2 separate regions of the Homo sapiens genome follow, and region 1 is linked to region 2. The links are chromatin loops, found by intact Hi-C in ENCODE. Cell type or tissue: dorsolateral prefrontal cortex. All regions are shown on one strand. Each heading gives the region's core, and the rest is flanking DNA. Links, peaks and the distances in the headings are about the cores only.

The links. Hi-C counts contacts between places; a loop is a spot of excess contacts. Peaks named below come from ENCODE experiments on the same cell type or tissue, not always from the same donor. Only the 100,000 strongest peaks of a DNase experiment are listed, where the experiment ranks them.
Region 1: a loop joins it to region 2, with 2.8 times the contacts of the local background. A loop is called at or near these places in 2 of 110 quality-filtered maps.

Annotation. Positions count from the first base shown.
Region 1 is chr16:6,800,868-6,810,308 of GRCh38, reverse strand. All of the region lies in intron 3 of RBFOX1 (RNA binding fox-1 homolog 1), which reads right to left. Among named protein-coding and RNA genes, the nearest start is that of RBFOX1, 790 kb to the right of the region's middle. In dorsolateral prefrontal cortex, for the core only: no CTCF peak of the experiment used is centred there; no DNase peak of the experiment used is centred there.
Region 2 is chr16:6,720,564-6,730,004 of GRCh38, reverse strand. The region is part of intron 3 of RBFOX1 (RNA binding fox-1 homolog 1); the gene reads right to left. Among named protein-coding and RNA genes, the nearest start is that of RBFOX1, 710 kb to the right of the region's middle. In dorsolateral prefrontal cortex, for the core only: CTCF peaks have their summits at 3,656 and 3,862 (motif pointing left); no DNase peak of the experiment used is centred there; H3K27ac peaks cover 2,038 bases.

The sequences.
Region 1 (9,441 bases), core at 1,064-9,063, 80 kb before region 2:
AACCTTTCAGAATAATTTCAGTGACAGACCAATTTGAATCACAAAATGTGGTAAAAAGTGAATTTCTCCAAGAAAAAGAGGGATGGACATTTTCTGGATAGCTAACAATCCACTCCAAGTTGCACACATAAGACAATGAGAGTGATCCGTAATCCCTATCCCTGTCCATAAGAGGCATATTTGTTGGTAAATGTTGACAAGAAAAGATAGATACCAGTTTCCTTCCTGAGACCCCATCAGACCAGAGCATTGTCTACTTATTAACAGAAAAAAAAAAAAAAGGTGAGAGAGAAGAGAATTTTTTCAGAGAGACACCCAGGAGAACAAGCTCTAGATGTCTGATCATATCAATCTCAACTCAGGACAAGCGGGTAGGCTCATCTTGGTGGTGTTTATTCATTTGTACAAAAGCAACTCTCTCCAATTTCATAACTTCCAGAAAGGCACCGGACTGGTGAATTACACTTGGTACGACAGCACTCTTCCAGAGAATTGGAATAAGATTTTTGGCAGCTGAAGTGTTTTTTAAAAGCCACTGCTTTCTATGATTGCCCCATCTCATAAATAACTCTGTCGCTGAGAAAGACCAATTCAGAGACAATGAAAAACTCCTCTTCTGCAGCTCTACGTATCTCACCTGAACTTCTCAGACTTCAGTTTGTTCTATGCTGTGTTCCTATGGACTTCGGATGGGGTAGCAATTCTGTACCAAGGTTATGGCACTTTTGGTTGAAGGCTTCATATACAATAGGATATAGTCTCAGGTGCACAGAAACTTATTCCACACTGCCTCCTGGGGTGAATGACAGCTCTTCAATGTAGATGAGGAAGATAATATTTTTGTATCTCAGGTACCCCATAAATCAATACATCTATGTGTATATCCACAAAAATTTTAAAAAATAATTCTTTAAAAATGCACCTTTAGAAAGTGTCTGGCACAGTGGCTGGCACTTAGAGGCAATCTACATTAGTTTATTTCTTCCCTCTGGTTAAAGAAAAACTTCAGCCAAATTAAATTTAAAGAAGTTTAATTGAGCAATGAACGATTCAGAAGGCAGCCCCCAGAATCACATGAGATTCAGAGACTCCAGCGTAGCCAAGGTGGTGAAAGAAAATTCATAGACAGAAAAAGGGAAATGACTTACAGAAATCAGCAGTGAGGTACACAAACAGCTGAACTGGTGACAGGTTGGTGTTTGCCTTTTTTGAACACTTAGCAGTCTATGGGTGGTTGAAGTATGGCGGCTGGGATTGGCCAAGACTCAACTATTGTTACAGGTGCATACTCCTAAGTCAGGTTTTCAGTCTTGTCTATTAAGCTAGGTTACAGTTCATCCACAAGGACTCAAATATAGAAGTACAGAGTCCTTCTCAGGACATATTTAGTTTGCGTTAACATCTTGCTTTGGGATTATCCGATATTGTTCCCTGCTAAAGGTGTTACAGGAAGTATTCCCTTGGTAAGAGGTAGTGATTTTCTATGAATTAGAGATATTGTATGTTATGACTGGGAGAAGACACAGATACAGTTAATACCCAGACCCAGAGATAACCAGGTATTTGTCTGTGGAGAAAAGAACAGTATTACCTGGGGGCAGAGGTTGGAGGAAGCATTACTCTTCACTGTATACCATTTTTCTGCCTGGTAAAATAAGATTCATATTAATCTATTATCTATTCAAAATTTACATTAAAATAACAACTACCAACACCCTGAGATGATAAATTTGGCAGTTATTCCCCATCAGACAATGTTTGTTGAGTATGCAAACCTGTCCCTCTTAATCTCAGAGAGTAATGGTGCTGTTTTATTTTCCATCTGAGAGCTATTCACTGGGGAAGCAAGGGGTGAGATCCTTGGGATGTAGTTTATTCACTGCAAGAAAAGGAACTCTGCTTCCATAGCACTTAAGAAAGCAATACTTTAGGCATTGAAGGGAGTGACAAGGGTGCTTCAGTGAAGTAGGCATAATCAGATGGGAATCAGTGGTGGGGTGATATTAGAAAGGCAGGAGAGAAAAAGATAAGAGGTAATTCCAAAGTGATGGGGCATCAGTAGAATATAAAGGCTACATGCTGGAAGCTAGTGCATACTTCAATAGAACTATATATATATATATATATATACACACACACACACACACATATATAAGGTATAATATGCATATTATATATAGTTCTATGCATATTGCTACATCCTATATATATCTAGTTCTATTGAGTATGATTATATATATATAGTTCTATTGTATAGGATAGTATATATACATATACACAAGGTATAATTTGCATATTATATATAGTTCTATGCATATATATATACAGGGTACAATACGCATATTATATATAATGCATATATTACATATGCATATTATACCCTATATATATATACACACACACACACACACAATAATATATATTCAACAGAACTAGATATATATACTAACATACATATTCAATAGAACTATATATATAATAAGCATCTTTTTTTGAGATGGAGTCTCGCTCTGTCACCAGGCTGGAGTACAGTGACACAATCTTAGCTCACTACAACCTCCATCTCCTGGATTCAAGTGATTCTTCTGCCTTAGCCTCCCGAGTAGCTCCGATTACAGGCGTCTGCCACCATGCCCAGCCAAATTTTTTATTTTTAGTGGAGATGGGCTTTCACCATGCTCGCCAGGCTGGTCTCAATCTCGTGACCTTGTGATCTGCCTGCCTCAGGCTCCCAAAGTGCTGGGATTACAGGTGTGAGCCACCACACTCCGCCATAGTATGCATCTTAATATCATAGGACAAGCAAAGTCCCATTAGTGAGTGCAGAACTCAGGACCCCAGCCCTGTGTGCTACTCCAACATTCCTCCAGCATTTCCCATCCAGGTGAATGGCACCACCATTCAGTCAACCAACCCTAAATGCAGAAATCAACTTGGACTCACTCATCCTTGTCTCAAAATTCCCATTATCAATTTATTGCCAAGTTCTCTTCATTGTATGCCCTAGAACTCTTGAATCTGCTGTTTAGTTCCCATCATCTCCCTCAATACCTTAGTTTAAGAGGGCATCAGCTGTCACTTGAACTACTGGAACAGACTCCTAACTGGTCTCCCTGTCCAATCTCCAATCTGTTTCTCACATTGTAACCAGTGTTTTATTAAAAGGAAAAAAAGAGGCTGGGCACGGTGGCTTACACCTGTAATCCCAGCACTTTGGGAGGCTGAAGCAGGCATACTACTTGAGGTCAGGAGTTCAAGACCAGCCTGGCAATCATGCTGAAACCCCATCTCTGCTAAAAATACAAAAATCAGCTGGACGTGGTGAGACGTGCCTGCAATCTCAGCTACTTAGGAGGCTGAGGCAGGAGAATCACTTGAACCCAGGAGGTGGAGTTTGCAGTGAGCTGAGATCATGCTATTGCACTCCAGCCTGGGTAACAGAGCAAGACTTTCTCTCAAAAAAAAAAAAAAATATATATATATATATATATTTATATATTTATTTATATATATAAATGAAAAGGAAAGAGAAAAAGAAACAAAGAAAAAATAGAAAAAGAAAGGGAGAAAAAACAGAAAGATGCTCCCCTGGTAATACATGTAAGACAATATCACCTCATTAATATCAATATTATCATTTTAGCGCATATAATACAAATCTGTTACCGCGTGTAGGTAAAAGACATGTTTTAAAAAACCAATGATGTGATCAAATTTGCTGGGAACTAGTTCAGGCTCTTTAAAATCCATTTCTTCTCCACAGACTATCCATGTAAGATGGTGAACTCATTCAAATGCTTTTATTTACTGGTCAGAATAGGCCCAGCAAAGATACTTTCTGAAATTATTTAACATTTGTTAGCTCTAGTTAGCATATGAATTTGAAAAAGATGCAAATGTATTACAGTCTTTCTGGTTTTTCCTTATTACAGACCAGTTTCTCATTCCATCTTTCAAAACTCTATAGTTTTTTGGATGACATTAAAGTAAATATTCAACATTATCAGGTTACTACAAAGCTTTATAATGACTTTCAGGAAGGAAAAGTACTTCATAAAAATCTCTAAAACAAATACTGGCTATAGAACAACATCCAATTAATTAATTTGCTAATTTTTCTCTTATATTGTGACCTGTGGCAATTCTATACTCATTTCTATTCTAACTAATTCCACTCTAAATCATCTAAATATTCAAACTGGTTCTTGGATGAATCATCTTTGTGAACCATATACTTCTCCAAGCTGCTGGATGACTTCTTATAGAGCTGCAACTAGCAAATATTTTGAGTATGAATACCCACAGTTTTTCCCCTTCTCACCTCACAAAAGGTAACTCCTCCTTTTCCAGCTTGGCTTTTGGAATTCTATGGTTTAGAACTAAAGCAATGAGTAAAGAAGATACAACAGGGAAAGTAAAGGCTAGTGATTCGTGTTGGAAAGAGCCAAGTGTGACTGTAAGGAGAAAGGCGGAGATAGATGCTGAGGACAACAGGGCAGCGAAGATGTGAAAATCTCCACATGGCTTGGGTGTTACACTTCAGACTTTACAGTGGAGGGAAAAACCTTGAAGAAAGGAGGGTACATTGTGAGGCATGCAGAATGGACAAGATGGTAAGGATAATTTCACATGTTTTCAGCATTCATTAACAGACTTCCCTCCTTGTAAACATCCTCGAAGAGATACCAGGAATAATTTGATTTGCTCTTCATTGTCTGATGATCTGTATTCCTTTCAATGTGATAACTGAAGTGAGAATTTTTTTAACTTTTATTTTAGGCTCAGAGGTACATGTACAGGTTCATTACATAGGTAAACTCATGTTATGGGGATGGTACAGATTATTTCACCACCCAGGTACTAAGCCAAGTACCCAAGTTATTTTTTTCTGCTCTTCTCCCTCCTCCTACCCTCTATCCTCCAGGAGACCCCAAAGTCTGCTGTTCCCCTCTGTGTGTCCATGTGTTCAAATCACTGAATTCCCACTTGTAAGTGAGAACATGCAATATTTGTTTTTTTGTTCCTGTCATAGTTTGCTAAGGAAAATGGCCTCAAGCTCCATCCATGTTCCTGCAAAAGACAGGATCTCATTTTTTATGGCTGCATAGTATTCCATGGTGTAGATGTACCACATTTTCTTTAGCCAATCTGTTATTGCTGGGCCTTTAGGTTGATTCCATATCTTTGCTATTGTGAGTAATGCTGCAGTGAACATTCACGTGCATGGGTCTTTATGGTAGAATAATTTATATTCCTCTGCATATAAACCCAGTAATGGGACTGGTAGGTCAAATGGTATTCAGTTTTCAGATCTTTGATGAATTGCCTTTCACAGTGCTTTTCACAATGAACTAATTTACACTCCGACCAACAGCATATGAGAAGTCTTTGAATCTCGCTTTTTGTTTTTCAGTTAATGTTTGGGACACATGGCCTTTTTAAGAATGAAATTGACTATGGAGGACATAACTGCCAATACTTTACCTATAAGAAGTCAGAGTGGCAAATGCACATACTTGGCAATAGAGTAGGGAACGGCCCCCAATCCACTGCGTCCCATTCTAGGGCTCTCATGAAGTAAACAGTACCCTGTTCTGCCCCAGTCATGTGTGAGGTCAGCACTCTTATTCTTTAGAAAGTTGGCTGTTCTAATGAATAGTTCATTCTCATTACTGACATCCTAATGAAAGAACACATTGTGAAACTTGATATTAATCCAATCAATCTTCCTAGCTTCCACAGTAGCCACATACAATATTTAGAGTCCAATTTAGAATTCTTTATTTGTAGGATGAAGATTATTTATGCACCTAGAGCTGTTGAGCCTGTTAGTTCCATTGGAGGGCGTGTACCATCCAGTCAAATCTTCAGTCAGCAAAGAGTTATTGTTGACCTGAAATACTGCAGGGCTAGATGGGGCATTAGGGATCCTATTAGAATTTAACTTCCATGAAGGAAGAAGTCTTATCAATTTACCCTGGAGTTAAAATTTGTATGTATTGGCAGGGCTGGGTGGCTCATGCCTGTAATCCCAGGACTTTGGGAGGCTGAGGTGGGCGGATCAAGAGGTCAGGAGTTTGAGTCCAGCCTGGCCAACAAAGTGAAACCCCATCTCTACTAAAAATACAAACAAGTTAGCTGGGCATGGTGGCGGGCACCTGTAATCCCAGCTACTTGGATGCCTGAGGCAAGGAGAATCACTTGAACCCAGGAGGCAGAGGTTGCAGCGAGCTGAGATCATGTCATTGCACTCTAGCCAGGGTGACAGTGCAAGACTCCATCTCGAAAAAAAAAAAATTGTATGAGTTTTATGTACTATACAGTTTAGCTTCATATGTTATAACGTGCAAATATTAGGAAACTATGGGTTCTAAACAAGATGCCAGATCTACAACAATGGTAAAAGCTTACATTTCAGCAACACTCTGCAGCTTACAGCATGGTTTTTTATTGTAAAAGGAGTTCTTTAGGAAAAAATTAGAAATGTAGCCTGTGAATCTCCCAGTACAACTCTCTAACGAACATTCCTTATGAATCTTATTCTCTCACAAGTAATAGATTCTCAGAATTACTCTTAAGCAAGATAAGCCAAAACAAAGTCTCTATTCTCTGTCTGGTAAAATATCTGCATATTTGTTCAGGGAGAAATTATTAATGGTGAAAGATTCTTTTGCTAAAGTCCATTCGGTTTAGGAATCCTGTTTCCTTCTCAGTTACTTTATTTTACCACCATACATAATTTAAGAAGGCTGATTTTTGTTTATCTGTTTTCCATTTAGGAAATCTGGAAATCTAGATTATACACAGATTGCACTGGGGAGCTAAAAATTTCAGTCCCTAGGAAAGTAATAACAAATGTTTGTTTTTCCAAGGCCAGAACGCCACTCTCACTTTCTCCCTTCACTGGGAAAGGTTTCCAGATTGTGCCTGCAGATTGTTCTTCTCTGTACGGCTGGAGGCAACACTTCTGCTGTAGTTTTCTGCTTCCAATGACTAAGGAAACAATGCCAGTTCTGGGATGTGGGCCTTCCTGAAAATTGAAGTTTGCACTTTCATGCAGAAAGCTAACAGCAATGTCATAGGCAATGAGGGTCAAGTGAACATTTTCGACTATTTTCAATCATTTGGTGTCCTTAAATGTCTAACTCATGGCATTTAAAAGAAAAAAAAAATCAAGGCATGGTCTAGCTCAGAGGTTTTGAGTCTGCAGAGTGGGTGATGGGGAAATTAAACACACACACAAAGTAACATTTTGAGTTCAATGGAAATGAGTAAGTCCCTTTTCCTAGTAGCAAGGCAGCTAAAAGACTTTTAGAACAGATTAGAAAAGGAGAAAATAAAAATTGTTGTGGAAGAAGCCATCTTCCCTCTTCAATAAATATTTAACCCTAAGGGAAACTAAAATAACTTCTTTGCACAATTCCACTATGTCAGCTCCTTAAAAGAAAGGCAACTTAAGTTAGTTTATAAAATTCTTCATAGCCAAGTCTCCGAAAAATATTTTGGGTCAGCCTACTTCAAGAGTATCATCTAACAATCAGATTCTTACAACAACGTGGGGGAATGGCTTTTGCCGAAATGAATAAAGGAATATAAAAACCATCAAATAACATGCACTTTTTTTGTTTTTAATTGAGACGGAGTCTCACTGCCACCCAGGCTGGAGTACAGTAGCACAATCTCAACTCACTGCAATCTCGGCCACCCAGGTTCAAGCGATTCTCCTGCCTCACCCTCCCAAGTATCTGGGATTACAGGTGTGCACCACCATGCCCGAGTAACTTTTGTATTTTAAGTAGAGACAGGGTTTTGCCAAATTGGTCAGGCTGGTCTCAAACTCCTGACCTCAGGTGATGTGCCCACCTCGGCCTCCCAAAGTGCTGGAATTATAGGCATGAGCCACTGCGCCAGGCCATAACATGGACTTTCTAACATTAACTGTTAAAAGGGAAATGTCAAATAACATCCAAGCAATGAAATTCCCAGAGAAGCACAACAGGACCCTGTGTGGCAAATCAGGTCTCACTAACACAGGCCTCCACAACTACTGTTTCGGCACTGACTGAGTGGTTAAGTTAAATAATAAAAGCTGAGGCAGCCAGAGCCCATCTACAAAGGCTGGGATGCAACCAAAGCCCACCCAGAATTGTGCCCAGGCCTTTCCTGGGGCTTAAATCCTGACAAGATACTGAAGGATTTCTTAACAGGACTTGTTTAGGATTAAACAAGTTTTACTGGGATCTGAAGAAACTCCCCAGGCCTCCACAAACAAGTTTATTGCGGGGTCTAAAAGAACTCCCCCAACCTCCATGATTAGCACGAGACAAGATAAGGGTAATCACCCCAGCACCTAGACCCATTTAGATTAAATTTACTGAAGGTCCAGATGAAGGTCCTCAGGACTCAGATCTTAGGTACAGATGACAATAAATGAACCACTTAGGTCTTCAGATGAATGCACACTTACATGTAGACATACAACTTAGAAGGTATATAATCTTTGGAAAACTTTGTAATTTTGAGTCGGTCTGGCAATATTTTCCAGACCTTCTCCCTGTAACTGGTTACAGAAATAAAAACTCTCTTCCTCCCCAGTTCATCTGCACCTCATTATTAGACCACGAGAAATAGCAGTGTGACCCTCAGTTTGGTCCAGAAACACCTTTCCTGCCCAATTAGCTGTCTCCTGATGGACACATGAGTCTCCTGGCCATCTCCCCAACCTCCACCCCAATTATGGGCTTCCTTTTGCTGCACCCTAAATTTCAAGGGCCCTGACTTTTGCTTACCCATGACAAGCAGAATTTTATTGAGTCACTATAAACTGGCTCAATAATCTTTATATTTGCTATTAGGCTACACATGTGCCCGTTTTGCTTATTTATCTTCAGCTGAGCAGTTCCCAAGGGAAAGGAACTAGTATAAAGATAGATGCAATTACACCTTAAATACATAAGCCTGACCATTACCAAGAGCCTTGTATGGTTCTCTCTCAACTGTAGATCCCATTTATATGTTCTAAAGGACAAAATCATCATCACACTTCCCAGCATTTTAATTGCATGGCAAAATACATGATATGTAACGTTACTTTTTTTTTTTTTTTTTTGCATGTTCAATCTTGATTCTTGCCATTCACAGTGTGTTCCAAGACATCAACATCACCTAGGAGCATATCAGAAATGCTTAATAGGTCAATCCCCAGATCTACTGAATGGCAATCCGCACTTTTAACAAGTCCTCCGTCTGATTTTTGTGCATGTTCAAGTTTAAGTATCATTGAATTAAATGATTCTCACTTTTTCATTTATTGAACAAACATTTATTGATTTCCCACACTGTTGTCAGATACCCTTGAGAGATACTCAAACAGGGGCAAGACGGATAGCAAACTAGTTTCCAGATTTCCACTTGAAGTGAATTAACTTCCAACTACATAGA
Region 2 (9,441 bases), core at 535-8,534:
CAAAAATATTCAACAAGTATAGTCATTTGTTGGCATCAGGATCTGAGTTTTTGATCAGCCATTATCTCTTCTCGGAGTCGGGCATCCTGTACAAGTTTTACATGTTGTATCTCCTGGGCCATTCTCGTTTCTAAGCAGCTTTCTTCCAAACTCCATTTGTCCCACGATACTTCAGCATTTACCAGGAGAAATATCTCTGCTTTGCACATGCTAGAAACAAACTCAACTTAAGTGAACACAGAGTGTGACTTTAAGACCCAACTCCCAAGTAAGGTGGAATTCTGCTTTCATATGTCACTCTACCTTCCAACAAACTAATCTGAGGTCATATATTAAGGGTTGCAAGTCTAAAGTTAGAAGAGAATGAGGTACTTTCTACACACAGCCAAGAACCCTTTAGAAGCCCATTTCCCTCTAGGGTTTTGATAATATTCCCAGAGACAGAAGTATTAGGCTTTCCAGGCAGCTGTATATAAACATCTTCTTTGTTTCTATGTCTAAACTGGCACTTTAAAACATTTTAATGGATTGCTGGGAAGGCTCCTACAATACTATCTTCCTCACCTTTTAGCCGTCAGAACGCCTGTAAGACTGCAGAAGATAAAAGGTACTTGATAAACTATTTTATTAATGAGTGAGTGAATGACTGAATTAGATTTACCTTGATTCTCACTCTATGCTATACAGTAGAATCAACTGAGGAGCTTCTAAACAAATCTTGATCGTCAGGTCCCAATCTCAAGTAAATTAAATCAGAATCCCTGGGGTCTGGTGACCCCAATTATATACATATAATCATATATATCTCCCAGGTAAGTCTATTTTGGAAAGACAGATGAAAACTAAGAAGAAAATATCAGCAAAATCATATAAAGAACAAAACTCCTTAGTTTAGTATCTCCATTTCAACAGAAGCTATTCACTTCTGAGGCCACTGGGAATATGTGAGAAACAGGATCAAATGAATTATTTAAAGTTATCCCCGTATGATTTGTTGACTGTATTAACAAAAATGAATGCTGGTAAAGTGACACTACTTTGACTAAAAGTGTGTGTATGTATACAAATATACGTGTGCGTATGTATGCATATGTATACATGTACTATATATATATCATTATCTAAAAATTCATCAGTTCTTCTCTGGCCACTGTTTTGAATGCTACATGAATTAGATCAACTATTCCAATTATGCAGATAAATTTCACATAATGACCTACAATTAGTTTAATGGCTTTGAAATTCAGAAGGTAAGGAGACACCGTGTTTCTTCTATTGAGCATTAAATATAAAATGCCTCTGATTGACTGTCATGAAAACCCAATTTTATTGCTATTTGAATTATTCAGAATCAATATCCAACATTAGCCAGCGTGGGGCAGCTCCAATATGAGGCAGCTTCTGAAAGCACTGCTTCCCTATATTGAGTAATTGTGCTTTTTGTGGGGGATAATGAGCTGTTTGCTACATGTCACCACTTCAGATGCGTTGAGAATTAAAAACTTTATCTTCCCTTTATATTATGTAATAAAAGGGATTACTTCATAGAGATGAACAATTTCCAAGGTTATGAAACATACAAAATACAACTGGGCTCAAGGAATAACCTCTTCTAGAAGAAGAAACAACGACAAGACATTGGGATTTAACTGTTTATACAGGAGAGAAATTTGCTCAAGTTACGTTTTTCACTATTTGATAAGTAAACTGCAACCTTGTATTTCCCCAAGCTGAAAACTGCTTAAAGGCATAAATACCACAATATAGCAGTCCTGCAGAAGCTTCACTTAAGGTGATACAATGACCGTAAGAAGTGACACTGCTTGAAGTAATTTTCCAAAAAGCATAATGAATGGATATGAAAACAAAAGTCAAAACTAATGATAAAATATTAACCATTTATTGAAGTTCACTTGGTGGCTAGCTCTATGCTAAAATCCTGACTGCATTATGTTACTTAGATCTCAAAACAAACCTGTGAGGATGGAAATACTACAATTTCTTCAATTTACAGATAGGGAATTTAAAGAGACCAAAATAATTTTCTTCCCTTCATCTCTGTGCGTACGTAGTAGAACTAGCCTTCCAAAACAGGCTGTATGATTTCAAAATGGAATCAGGTAAATACTGGACTGTAAGTTAATGCCACTAACATGCCCGAGGAGGAACAGAGAAACAAAGTCAAATGTCCTGGAAAACATTAAAGACCTCAAATGCCTGACAAAACAAATACTGGACGGATGCTACTGAACTCAGCAGGGTACTTCATGGAGAGACTCACACGTGTGAGCCCATTTGATAGGTGTACCAGGGACATTTGTAAGTAGACACATTCCTCATTTCTACCTTAAGGAAGGAGGGGGTAGAAGACCCTATCCCAAATTCATACTGAAACCTAGTATGGCGGCACAACTCCACTCAAGCATAGGCCCCAAGAGCTGTTTGTACGGTTCCCTCTCCCCTCATTAAACTCCTGGCTCACGCTAATAAATCAGTGTACAATTTGCGTATAATCCAGTTTTTGCCCTGTGCTTCATCTGGTGTAGGTGGAAGCAGCGGGGGAATATGAAGGAAAAAAAGAAAAAAAAACCAGGAACAATTGTAAAATGAAGACTAATGAGAACCTGGATACTTAAGAAAATATTCTTTAGATAGTTTCTATTAGGTTGGTGCAAAAGCAATTGCGTTTTTTTTTCTACTGAAAGAAATGGCAAAAAACGCAATTAATTTTACATTAACCTATTATTACCTTTTAGAAGTCACCAGAAATGTCCAGTCTGCAGGTTGAGGGATTGTCAGAATTGCAGGATAGTGAGTCTCACCTCTTCTTTCTATGGAATTGCGACTTTTGAAGGCAAATATATACATGTTTTATATATACACACACACACATATATTTATGTGTGTCTGTGTGTGTTTTGTGTGTCTCTCTCTGTGTCTGTGTGTGTGTGTGTTCAGTCCAAATACCTGAAGGTCATGAGGCGCTCTCATCGTATGTCATTATTTCTCTGGGTCTGCACTGCCTCCCAGTCTCTGGGTAGCACATAGGCTGTGCCATTAGAAAGTGTTAATTGTGTCCTGAAAGTGTCCTTTATTTCCCTCCTCAGCCATTTATAGCACAGCCAATAATAATTCCCAAGCCACCCCCAAATCATCCCACAGAGAGAACTTGGTGTTCCTTAAAACTAGCCAGATATATTAGGTACCCTGGTAGGGAACATAGCAATTACGTAAGTTAATGATATTCAAAGACACAAGTTTTAGGAAGCAGCAGCCACAGCAGAAGGAAGAGAAAACGCACAGGCAAGCCCAGGGGTCCAGTCCAGACGCTGATCAGCAAGCTAGTTCTCTGGGCATGCACACCTGTTTGAAATCATAGTGTTTGCTGAACTGATAGAATATGACCAGGAAAGCAGCTATGTACATTAAAGGCATCCTTGCCTTCTCTCATTGTTCACAAGAACCTGAACATGTCCAGGCACTGTACTTTGATTTCAGTTTATCTAGTGATAGTTCCACCTTCACCTACTTGGGAACGGGAAGAGCTAAAGCAGATCTTAAGACAAGTCGTGATTTTATCTCCTTTGCAAAGTTAAAAAAAAAAAAAGAAAAAATAGCGTTTTATTTTTATTTATTATTTTTTTACAAATGCAAAAATTTGCTTTTGCCTCTTTACAGGTAGTAATTTGAAAGCACACTACTTAAAACCTAATGGAAATGTTACATAAAACCAGAGTCACAATGAATTCAAAAATTTCCCTTGCTGGGGTAGGGGGTAGGAATTAGTGGTATTCTAGAGCAAACGGGTGAGATCTTGCTATGCATGAAACGCAGGATCCATTTTTAATAACAGTAAAAAAGGAAATTTACTGCCCCCTCCTGGCTCTGTGTAACAAAGTTCTCTCATATTTAACACTGAATAACATAATCACGTAGGAGTCAACACGGAACAAATCTTAATTCCTCTCTCTTTGCCGAGACAGAAAGGGTGATTTGCAATGCTGAAAGGATAATGAAAGGGCCAGTGTTATTATTTAACATAAAAAATAGATTTCCTGGTTTCCCTCAAGTGTTTATCATCAGATACAGGGGACAATATCAAACTGAATTACCAAGTATCATCTCTGATAAATCAAATGAGAAACACTGCTGGAAAAAGGCAAACAGTATTGCACAACCCAATGCTTGAAGAGCACACACGGCGCCAGAAAATGGCTTAAAATGATAGAATTTTCAACATTTTTGGTTCATTTATAGAAAAAGAAAACAGATGGAAATCTACCCTGAATATAGAGTTTTAGAAGAACTAATCTGAACTCTTCTTTTTAAGTAAAAGCAAATGTATTAAGAAATTAAAAGGAATAAAGAATGACTACTCCATAGGCATAGCAGCCCCAAGAGCTGATGGTTGGATATTTTTATGATTATCTCTTGATTATATGCTAAACAGGGGGTGGATTATTTGTGAGTTTTCCAGGAAAGGGGTGGGCAATTCCCAAAACTGAGGGTTCATCCCCTAAGGCTGAGACCCACTGGGCTGCATTCACGGTAGGTTGGGGATTGTGAGTCACAGGATGTGACAGATGGTCGGCACCAGGTACAGGTCACAAAGACCTCGTTGGTAAAAAGATGCCTTAAAAAGCTAGCCAAAACCGGCCGGGCGCGGTGGCTCAAACCTGTAATCCCAGCACTTTGGGAGGCCGAGGTGGGTGGATCACGAGGTCAGGAGATCCAGACCATCCTGGCTAACACGGTGAAACCCTGTCCCTACTAAAAATACAAAAAAATTAGCTGGGCATGGTGGCGGGTGCCTGCAGTCCCAGTTACTCGGGAGGCTGAGGCAGGAGAATGGCGTGAACCCGGGACGCAGAGCTTGCAGTGAGCCGAGATCGCACCACTGCACTCCAGCAAGGGCGACAGAGCAAGACTTTGTCTCAAAAAAAAAAGAAAAAAAAAAAAAAAGCTAGCCAAAACCAAGAGGGCAACAAAAGTGACTCCTGGCTGTCCCCATTACTCATTATACACTATTTGTAATGCATTTGCATGCCAAAAGACACTCCCACTACTGCCATGACAGTTTACAAATGCTACAGCAAGGTCAGGAAGTTACCCTATATGGCTTTGGGGGAGGCAGAGCATTAGGAAAAATAACTAATGCACACCTAGGTGATGGGTTGATAGGTGAAGCAAATCACAATGGTACACATTTACTTATGTAACAAACCTGCACATTCTGCAAGTGTACCCCAGAACTTAGAATAAAAATTAAAATTAAAAAAAAAAGTTACCCTATATGGTCTAATCTGAACTCTTAAATGTTGACTTTGAGGCAGTCTTAGTCTATTCGGGCTGCTATAACAAAATTCCACAGACTGGGTGGCTTCTAAATAACAGAAATTTATTTTCTTATAGTTCTGGAGGCCGGGAAGTCCAAGATCAAGATCCTGGTAGATTTGGTGTCTGGTGAGGGCCTGCTTCCTCGTCCACAGAAGATGGCAGCCAGGTGTGGTGGCTAATGCCTTTAATCCCAGCACTTTGGGAGGACGAGGTGGGTGGATCACCTGAGGTCAGGAGTTCGAGACCAGCCTGGCAACATGGTGAAACCTGTCTCTACTAAAAATATAAAAATTTGCTGGGCATGCTGGAGTGCACCTGTAATCCCACCAACTGGGGAGGCTGAGGCAAGAGAACTGCTTGAAGCCAGGAGGCAGAGGTTACAGTCAGCAGAGATTGCACCACTGCACACCAGCATGGGTGACAAGAGTGAAACTCCAACTCAAAAAAAAAAAAAAAAAATGGAAGATGCCTTCTCGCCGTCCTCATATCAGGACAACAAGGCAAGGAGGTCTGTAAAGCCTCTTTTATAATGGCACTAATCCCATTCATGAAGTCCCTGCCACCATGGCCTCATCACCTCCTAATACTATCACCCGGGGTATAAATATTTCATATAAATGTTCAGGGTACACAAATATTCAGACCATAGTAGAGGCAAATATCCACTTCTCCCAAACGGTTAAGTGAAAATCCTACTTGCCCTCAGCAATGGGCCAAGGTGGAGCCCACTTCCAACTTCCTATTTTCCTGATGGATCATGACTGGGTGAGTGCTCTGTATCTGGCCAGGGTGTGGAGCTGGAAACAATGGTGAGAACCTCGTGCAGAACATACAGGTCAGTAAGCTAAGATCTTGAGTACGTAGCTGGAAGACTCTCCAGAAGTCTAGGGGAGCCTCATCACCAGGTTCCTGTCTAACTGCAAAGAAAAAAAAAATCTTCACGAGACAGATGCAGCTTTCTGTAACTCATTCCTTGTTTTCAAAATCAGACTATTTGCTCCTCAAAAATACTAATATATGCAAATCGTAAAATTAAAACAAAGATCACAATATACAACAGGGCTCACTCAAGATATCCCCTACTGCCATCCACTTCTCCAAAGTAAACCAATGACTTGTGTTAGAACCTTCCAGAAATGTTATGCACATACAAACACAATCTATAATTGTATTATTTTTTCTACCCAGATCAAAACTATAATACATAACATTATGCCCTTTTGTGTGTTCACCAATAATGTATCTTTGAGATAACTCCATAGTGGTATCTTTAAGTCTTTATCTTTTTAATCCACAGTTGCATGCTATACTCAATGTTATAACCTGCCTATGCTCGGTGAATTCTCACGACCACTCTGATACAGTAGGTGCCTATATTAAATGATTGTCCAGGTAAGAAACACGAAGAAACTGCTTGCCCAAAGTCTCACAGTATTAGTGGGAAAGCCACAATGTAAACCCCAATGCCCACACTTTTATCCACTATATTACACTGCCTTCCTAAATATTAGCTACTACTGAGTTTTACAGAGCATCAGCAACCAAGACAAACACGTTGTGAAAACTCTGGTGTCCACATCACCACTCATGGGACATTGCCCATCCCCTCCCCAAAGCCTGGGTAGCTCTCAGATCCTTTCCACTTATCTCTGATGGGAGCTACTTAGGAGGTGACTGATAAAGTGTCAAATACCATCACTTGCAGAACTCCTGACTTGCCTAGAAGCAGAGGGCCCCCTAGTCCCCAACCACAAATATTCACTCTACCCCACGGGGGGCCAGACCAGGCACAGATGTCAGTGTGCCAAAGCTACATTTGGATTTCTTACTGATGAATATTGCAGCCAATGTACCCATCTGGCCGCTGAGATAAATAATGTAAAAATGAAGATATGCCTACATAATTCATGTAGTATTGATGAACGGGGCCCTTAATTCAGACTGCTTCTACAAATCATTTAATTATGGGTTGTGCAACTGCAAGAGAGACACAGAATTTTAGCCATATTTAAATGGTTTCCAGTTGGATATTTTCAAGTACACAAGACAGAAACTTAAGGACCCCTTGATTATTCTAAAGAAGTCTGTAGGTTCTCATTAATATCACACAAACATGGTACTGAGTATACAAAATGACTTGGCAAAATGCCAAGTATTTATCTACATGGTAAATATTCCATCAATGGAATATGCCGCTTTCATCAGAAAGGAGTGGATGGAAGAGAATGAGATGTTTCCAGCTGCTCTGCAAATAATATACTTCCTAAGGACATGACCAAGATGACTTAGAGCAACCTCCTCACACCTGTTAGAAAGGCTACCGCCAAAACAAACAAGCAAACAAAAACAGAAAATAACAAAAGTTGGCGAGGCTGTGGAGAAGTGGAAACTCTTAGGCACTGTGGGTGGAAATGCAAAACGGTTTAGCCTCTTGGAAAACAGGATAGTGGTTCCTTCAAAACTTAAAACTAGAAATATCACATGATCTGGTAATTCCATTTTTGGGTATGTACCACAGGAATGGAAAGCAGGGTCCCAGAGAGATATCTGTGCAACCGCGCTTATACCAGTATTATTCATAATAGCCCAAAGGTGAAAGCAATCCAAGCGTTCATCAGTAGATACATAGGAGGAAATACCATTTAACCTTAAATAGGAAGGAAATTTTGATACATGCTGTAATACAGATGAACCTTAGGACAGGGCGAGGGAGCAGGAATGGATTTGGCTTTGAGCAGGGATGTGGAAATGCAGAGGCCAGGTGAGGTCTCGTTATTTTGGGGGGATAATGTGGGCTGGTGGGGGGTGCTTACTAATACTCCTGCAATAGGCGTGTGAGCGTGATCCCTGAAATGAGTGGGAATTTCCACGCCCAAAAGGAAGCAGCTGCAGGGCCAGTGCCTGGGTCAAAAAATTAATTAATTAATTAATTAAACAAATACATTAATGAATTAAATAAGACAGTCACAAAAAGACAAACGCTGTGTGATTCTACTCATGTATGAGGTAGCTAGAATAGGAATTCACAAAGAGGGAAAGTGGAATGGTGGTTGCCAGGAGCTGGAGGGTAAGGAGAATGGGGAGCTGTTATTTAACAAACATAAAGCTTCCATCTTACAAGATGAAAAAGTTCTGCAGATTGGTTATACAAAAATATGAATGCATTTAACATTACAGAACTGTACACTTAAAAATGGTTAACACGGTTTTGTTGTTGTTGTTTTTGAGACAGAGTCTCGCTCTGTCCCCCAGGCTGGAGTGCAGTGGCATGATCTCGGCTCACTGTAACCTCCGCCTCCCGGGTTCAAGTGATTCCCTTGCCTTGGCCTCCCAAGTAGTTGGGATTACAGGCACCCGCCACCATGCCCAGCTAATTTTTGTAGTTTTAGTACAGACAGGGTTTTACCATGTTGGCCAGACTGGTCTCAAAATCCTGACCTCAGGTGATCCACCTGCCTTGGCCTTCCAAAGTACTGGGATTATAGGAGTGAGCCACCGTGCCCGGCCAACATGATATGTTTTATGTTACGTGTACTTTACCACAATTACATTTTTTAAAATGGTTACATAAAGCAAACACTGAGCTATCAGAAGAGGCAATATTCTACTGTTTATTGTGAACAGACTATGCCTGACCACCAGCATAAAAGCTGCATATTCGTGACCTCATCTTAGCCCTCATGATCCTTATGTTAAGTAGGAATTAATACTGTCCCAGTATTAATGTACCTGGAGCTTCAAAACCAATTAATAACATGGTAGCATCATGTTAAGGTAAAATGGATGGATTGTGCAAAGAGAGGGAATGAATCATGGTTCTGATATTCACTTGTGGGATACACTTCAGCAACATCCTTAATCCTTCAGAAGTACCTACTTTATCACCTATTTGAAGAATAAAAAAGGTGGCACACTCAGAAATGAAGCTCATGTTTCCAATCATTCATGTGTGTCCCAGCTGACCCACCACCCTGGTCTCTCTAGCTCTTCCTGACACATGTCTCCTTCTCACCAACTATTCTCCCGACACGTCTCTTTCTCCCCAACTATTCTCCAGCAGCACCCCTCTCACTTCTGTTTCTCCATCATACCATGCTCCTTCCA